Linked DNA regions of Homo sapiens: region 2 is linked to region 1. Evidence: read pairs that join two places in POLR2A ChIA-PET (ENCODE). Cell type or tissue: Panc1. All regions are shown on one strand. Each heading gives the region's core, and the rest is flanking DNA. Links, peaks and the distances in the headings are about the cores only.

Region 1 (2,905 bases), core at 280-2,779:
ATATGACACTTTAGAAAAAGGCAAGACTATAGGCACAGAAAACAAATTAGTGATTACACAGGGACTGGAAACGGGAAGAGTTTACTGCAAAGGTCACAGGGGAATCTTGGAGGATGGTGGATGGATTTTGTATCTAAATTGTGATGGGGGTTCCATGACTGAATATGTTTATCAAAATTTATAAAACTGTATACCTTAAAAAAGTGAATTTTTTATATATGTAAATTATACCTCAATAATCCTGACTTTAAAAAGTGTATCAGGCCGGGCATGGTTGGTCACACCTGTGATCCCAGCACTTAGGAAGGCTGCGGCGGGTGGATCACAAGGTCAGGAGTTGAAGACCAGCCTGGCCAAGATGGTGAAAGCCCATCTCTACTAAAAATACAAAAATTAGCCAGGTACAGTGGCAGGTGCCCATAATCCCAGCCACTCGGGAGGCTGAGAGGCAGGAGAATCGCTTGAACCCAGGTGGCAGAGGTTGCAGTGAGCCAAGATCACGCCACTGCATTCCAGCCTGGGTGACAGAGACGTCGTCTAAAAAAAAAAAAAAAAGTATATTAGCTAGGCATAGTGGCCCATGCCTGTAATCCCAACACTTTGGGAAACCAAGGTAGGAGATTGCTTGCAGCTAGGAGTCCAAGATTACCAGCTTGGACAACGTAGTAAGACTCTGTCTCCAAAAAACAAAAAATTATTTATTTATTTATTTATTTAGAGACAGAGTTTTGCTCTTGTTCCCCAGGCTGGAGTGCAACCACACCCGGCTAATTTTGTATTTTTAGTAGAGACGGGGTTTCTCCATGTTGATCAGGCTGGTCTTGAACTCCTAACCTCAGGTGATCTGCCCACCTCCACCTCCCGAAGTGCTGGGATTACAGGCGTGAGCCACCGCGCCCTGCCAAAAATTTTTTTTATAAACTAGCTGAGTGTGGTGGCACACACCGGTGGTTCCAGCTACTCAGGAGGCTGAGGTGGGAAGATTGCATGAGCCTGGGAGATCGAGGCTGCAGTGGGCCGTGATCCACTGCCCTCCAGCCTGAGCAACAGAGTGGGACCCTGTCTAAAACAAACAAACAAAAACAAACAAAAAATTAGGCTGGGCGCAGTGGCTCATGCATATAATCCCAGCACTTTGGGAGGCCGAGGCGGGTGGATCACCTGAGGTCAGGAGTTCAAGATCAGCTTGGCCAACATGGTGAAACCCCGTCTCTACTAATAGTACAAAAAAATTAGCCGGGCGTCGTGGCACATGCCTGTCATCCCAGCTACTCGGGAGGCTGAGGCAGGAGAATTGCTTGAACCTAGGAGGTGGAGGTTGCAGTGAGCCGAGACCACACCATTGCACTCCAGCCTGGGCAAGAGAGCAAGACTCCATCTCAAAAAAAAAAAAAAGGAAAGAAACCCAACAACAACAACAAAAAACAAAATTAAAGAGTATCTCCTTCCCACCTCACTGGGTTACTGCGAGGATTAAATGACAGTATGCACCGTGTCCTTATCCTCATGCCTGACACATTATAAGGGCTCCAAAAATGGTGGTGATTAGATCATAATTATCTTCATCATCATCATTAGTATTTTTGTCATTCCTATTTCATTTATATCAGTAAATTAGACATGAGCAAGACACATTTTTGCCATTAAAAAGATTGCGGCACATATTCCAGCCCTGGACTCATCTTAGAACCAACATAGCAATAATCCCCCTTTATTGCCTATTTTCCACACTGAGAACTGAACATGGCTGATGGCTGGAGCCCTGCCTATGTCGATTATAATCATCCCATTTCACAGACCAGGAAATGAAGGGCCAGAGAGCTTGGGCGACTTGCCAGTAACCACACAGCTAGTGAGAGGCAGCACCTGGGTACGGCCTCGGTCTGTGTGGTCCTGAAGCCCATGCAGGCTCTGATCCTGGCCCCTGGCTGGAGACACAGAGGTTCAGGATGAGGCCACAGGGACAGGGGGCAGGCAGCTTGCGGACTCCAGAGAGAAGGGTCCCTGGTCCAGGAGCCCTGGTCTGGGGCCTGGCTTCCCAGAGCAGGGCAGTTGGTACCTGCATTCCTGGTTGGCATGTCTATTATACCACTCCTGAGGGCCTGGCTGGGAGAGCTGAGCCTTGTGGATTCCTGTCCAGGCACCACTAGGCAAGCCGGACACAGCAGTGCTGTTGTAGGCAGAGGGAAGACTCGGAGCAGTGCCCTTTGGTGACCAGGCTTAGAAGCCGACAGCCTGGGAACCTGGCAGGCCAAGGGAGGTGGCTCCCCTGGTCACAGGGGTCTTGGGTAGCTACGTTGACTCAATCAGGACAGTCCTGTGGGACGCAGAGCACAAGGCTGTCACCTTGGAATCTTCTCACTCCCCTCCTCCCACCGCCTCCACATTCCGCCAGCTCCACCTCCCTAATCTGTCCATTGAGCAGCTTTCCTCCTCTCTGCTTTGGTGCCTATCTGGACCACTGTGATGACCTCCAGCTGAGCCCCTGCCCCTGCTGCCCAGCAAGCTCTTTGCTGTGCTAGAGGGAATTATTTGTTTATTTATTATTTATTTATTTATTTTTTGAGATGGAGTCTCGCTCTGTCGCCCAGGCTGGAGTGCAGTGGCGTGATCTCCGCTCACTGCAAGCTCTGCCTCCCGGGTTCACGCCATTCTCCTGCCTCAGCCTCCCGAGTAGCTGGGACTACAGGCGCCCGCCACTACGCCCGGCTAATTTTTTGTATTTTTAGTAGAGACGGGGTTTCACCGTTTTAGCCAGGATGGTCTCGATCTCCTGACCTCGTGATCCTCCCACCTCGGCCTCCCAAAATGCTGGGATTACAGGCGTGAGCCACCGCGCCTGGCCTATTTTGTTTATAATATAATAAATGCTACAAGCATAGCTGGGTCTCGCTATGTGGCCCAG
Region 2 (2,905 bases), core at 129-2,628, 320 kb before region 1:
GAGGTGCAGGCAAGTCGGCAAGCAGCCCAGTTATCACACTGCCAAACAAGGAAGGCTAGAGGGACTGTGCCGTTCCCGCCGTGACACTCACGTCCTGCTTGCAAATTGTGCATCCTTTTTTCCTCGGAGAAAGAGCTGTGGTAGCGGGAATGTCAGGGGAGCAGTCTTGCTTTGCATGACTCAGTTTTCCCCTTCCTCTTGGCGATGAAGCCAGCTGTGGGTCCCTGCAGCTGCAGGAAAGGGAGCCACTGCCCCCCGAGCAGCCTGTTAGTCTGGTGGGTTCAACCAGGGAGTTGTGAGCACCCACAAGTGGCCAAAAGAGAAGACAGGTTTATTGAGAAGGCCATGTGGCTTCTGCAGGCAGGGCCTGGGTTCTAATTTGGTTCTGTCATTCACTCACTGTTGGCCCTGAGCCTTCTCTGGGCAGTAGGGGGCTTTGTTGGGGAGATCCAATGAGCTTTTATGCAGAATGCCTGAGGAGGGGTGCTGCTGGCCTGGGTAATGCCCAGAAGCCGAGGCTCTGTGGTCCCTATCCTAGAGCCCTTGTCGGGGGGGTCAGCTGGCCCCTGGGTGGAGCTGGCATCCTTTGCCCACTGACGTGACACGGGAACCAGCTGACATGACAGACTCAGGAGGCTCAGTGCCTCCAGCAGTGGGCCGGGGGCAGGGCTCGTGTGGCTGCCTCCTCCGGACTCTGCCTCTGCAGAAGCCTGCGGACCTGAGCTCCGCCACAAGCCATCGGCCTCTGCCCCATTCTCCAAACTGCAGGACTTTCTCCTCCCTTATTTGCTGGCCCAGATGCACACCTGCAGGCGGGCATGACTCTCAGCCCAGGGTCTTCTTCAGGTGGTAAAGGGAGGAGGGGCTGTGGGCAGAGCTCACCTGCCTGCTTCTGCAGCCCTGTCTCAGGCTTTCCCAGGGCTGAGGGTGGCCAGAGTTAGCAAATGAAAATGCAGAATGCCCAGTTCAATTTCGGTTTCAAATAAACATGCAATATTTGGGACATATTTATGAGAAACAATTATTTGTTGTTTATCCGAAATTCAGATTTTACTGGTCATCCTATTCTTTATCTGGCAAAGCTGCCAGAGCTACCACTTTGGAAAAACAGCAACCACCACCAAGAAGCCTTCATTATAAGGGCTGGGCATGGGAGTTCACGCCTGTAATCCCAGCATCTTGGGAGGCTGAGGCGAGAAGATCGCTTGAGCCCAGGAGTTCAATACCAGCCTGGGGAACATAGTGAGACCTCATCTCTACTAAAAATCCACAAAATTAGCTGGGTGTGATGATTCTCGCCTGCAATCCCAGCTACTTGAGAGGCTGAGGCAGGAAGATCGCTTGAGCCCAGGAGATGGAGGCTGCAGTGAGCCATGTTTGCGCCACTGCACTCCAGCCTGGGCGACAGAGATGACATGTGGATAGACAAAGCAGGGATTGAGACCTCAAGAAGGTCAGTGTCCTGACAGGCAGACAGGTGCCCTGGGCTTCTGGGGGACCTGGTCCTGGGGAAGGCAGCACTGCAGAGGTGACCTGAGGCCAGTCACAAAGCATGGGAGGGATGCTGCCAAGTGGGCAAGGGTGAAGGAGTTACAGGTAGAGAGAACAGGAGGGCAAAGAAATGGAAACCCTGGCACATGGCGTGTTTGAAAAAGCAGAAGAGGTTTGAATAATGGAGATGAAGCTCTGTGGGTAGAGGGGCCAGAAGGACCTGGGGGCTCCTGGCTGACCTGAGAACCACAGGAGAGAAGGCATGGTCCCCCCCCAGGAAGGCCATAGCTCCAGTACAGCACACGAAGGCTGAGGCCAGGGCTCGGGGCCAGAGGCAGTCACTGGAGTAGCGGGAGGAGCTGGTGCTCAGAAGCACTTCCCCAACTTGAGGGGTGGGTAGAAGAGCCCTTCATGGGTGAATCCAGGGAGCAGAGCACAGACAGACCCAGGAGCCCCTGTCCAAATGAGCCATGTGCAGACAGTGGAGATGGAGGGAGAGAGGGAAGGTTATTAGAGGGGACTCTGCAAGCCAGTAGTAATCCTGAAATTCCAGGGCAATTAAATAACTCCAAATTTGTTTTGTTCTCAAGATTCAATAGTAATTTTTTATTCTTAACAGTATAGAAGAGCTATCATTTGTCTAAGCGCTTACTATGTGCTCAAGGCTTTTCATGCTTTATGTCTTTGAATCCACATAGCAGCTCTGTGAGATAAGGAGTATTAGTCAGGATTCTGGGATTGCATGTGACAGAAACAGACCTGGCTAACTTAAGCCAAACAGAATGTATTGGAAAGGTGGGGCTGTCAGAATCAGGGGGAAAGCTCAGCACCCAGTCTTGGAAAGAACGTGGGCAGCTGGAGCCATCCAGGGAGTGGGAACTCCAGTAGGTATTAGGACATCACCAGGCAGGCAGCTGATCCATCCATTTTCAGACCTTTTAGCCACTCAAGAGTCCAGATCCAGGAGAGACTCTGACTGGCCCAGCCGGATTACCTGACCCTATGGGCCAGGTGTGAGTGGGATATTAAGATCGACGGTCCCACTGAAATCACTGGTAGTGAGAGGGATAGTTGTGGAAGGAGATTCAGGGCGCTGTTGCTGGGAGAAGGGGGCATGGAGCTTGGACAGGCAAAAACAATACATGTCTGCTACATGGATGCTGTTATTAGCCCATTTCACAAATGTGGAAACTGAGGCTTAGAAAGGTGAAGCAGTTTGCCAGGATCACTTTTGGCTCCCCTGCCTATCACTGACTGGTAATAAGGGGATAGTCACTTTCCCAGCCCCGACCTCCGTCCTGAATGGAAAAGTTGCCTTCAAGCACATAAGCATGGTATTTTCTGTTTTGTTTAATTAAGCAGAATTGCATGGCCCCCCGCCCGCTGTGCTGGCAAAGAAAGCTAGAACCCACGC

Evidence for each region. Peaks named below come from ENCODE experiments on the same cell type or tissue, not always from the same donor. Only the 100,000 strongest peaks of a DNase experiment are listed, where the experiment ranks them.
Region 2: POLR2A ChIA-PET joins it to region 1 with 6 read pairs; 2 of 35 experiments call an interaction of 5 or more read pairs at or near these places.

The regions. Positions count from the first base shown.
Region 1 is chr5:172,119,523-172,122,427 of GRCh38, reverse strand. The region is part of intron 3 of STK10 (serine/threonine kinase 10); the gene reads left to right. Among named protein-coding and RNA genes, the nearest start is that of STK10, 67 kb to the left of the region's middle. In Panc1, for the core only: no CTCF peak of the experiment used is centred there; no DNase peak of the experiment used is centred there.
Region 2 is chr5:172,443,746-172,446,650 of GRCh38, reverse strand. The region is part of intron 1 of SH3PXD2B (SH3 and PX domains 2B); the gene reads left to right. Among named protein-coding and RNA genes, the nearest start is that of SH3PXD2B, 9.3 kb to the left of the region's middle. RefSeq lists a silencer at 12-306. In Panc1, for the core only: no CTCF peak of the experiment used is centred there; no DNase peak of the experiment used is centred there; H3K27ac peaks cover 948 bases.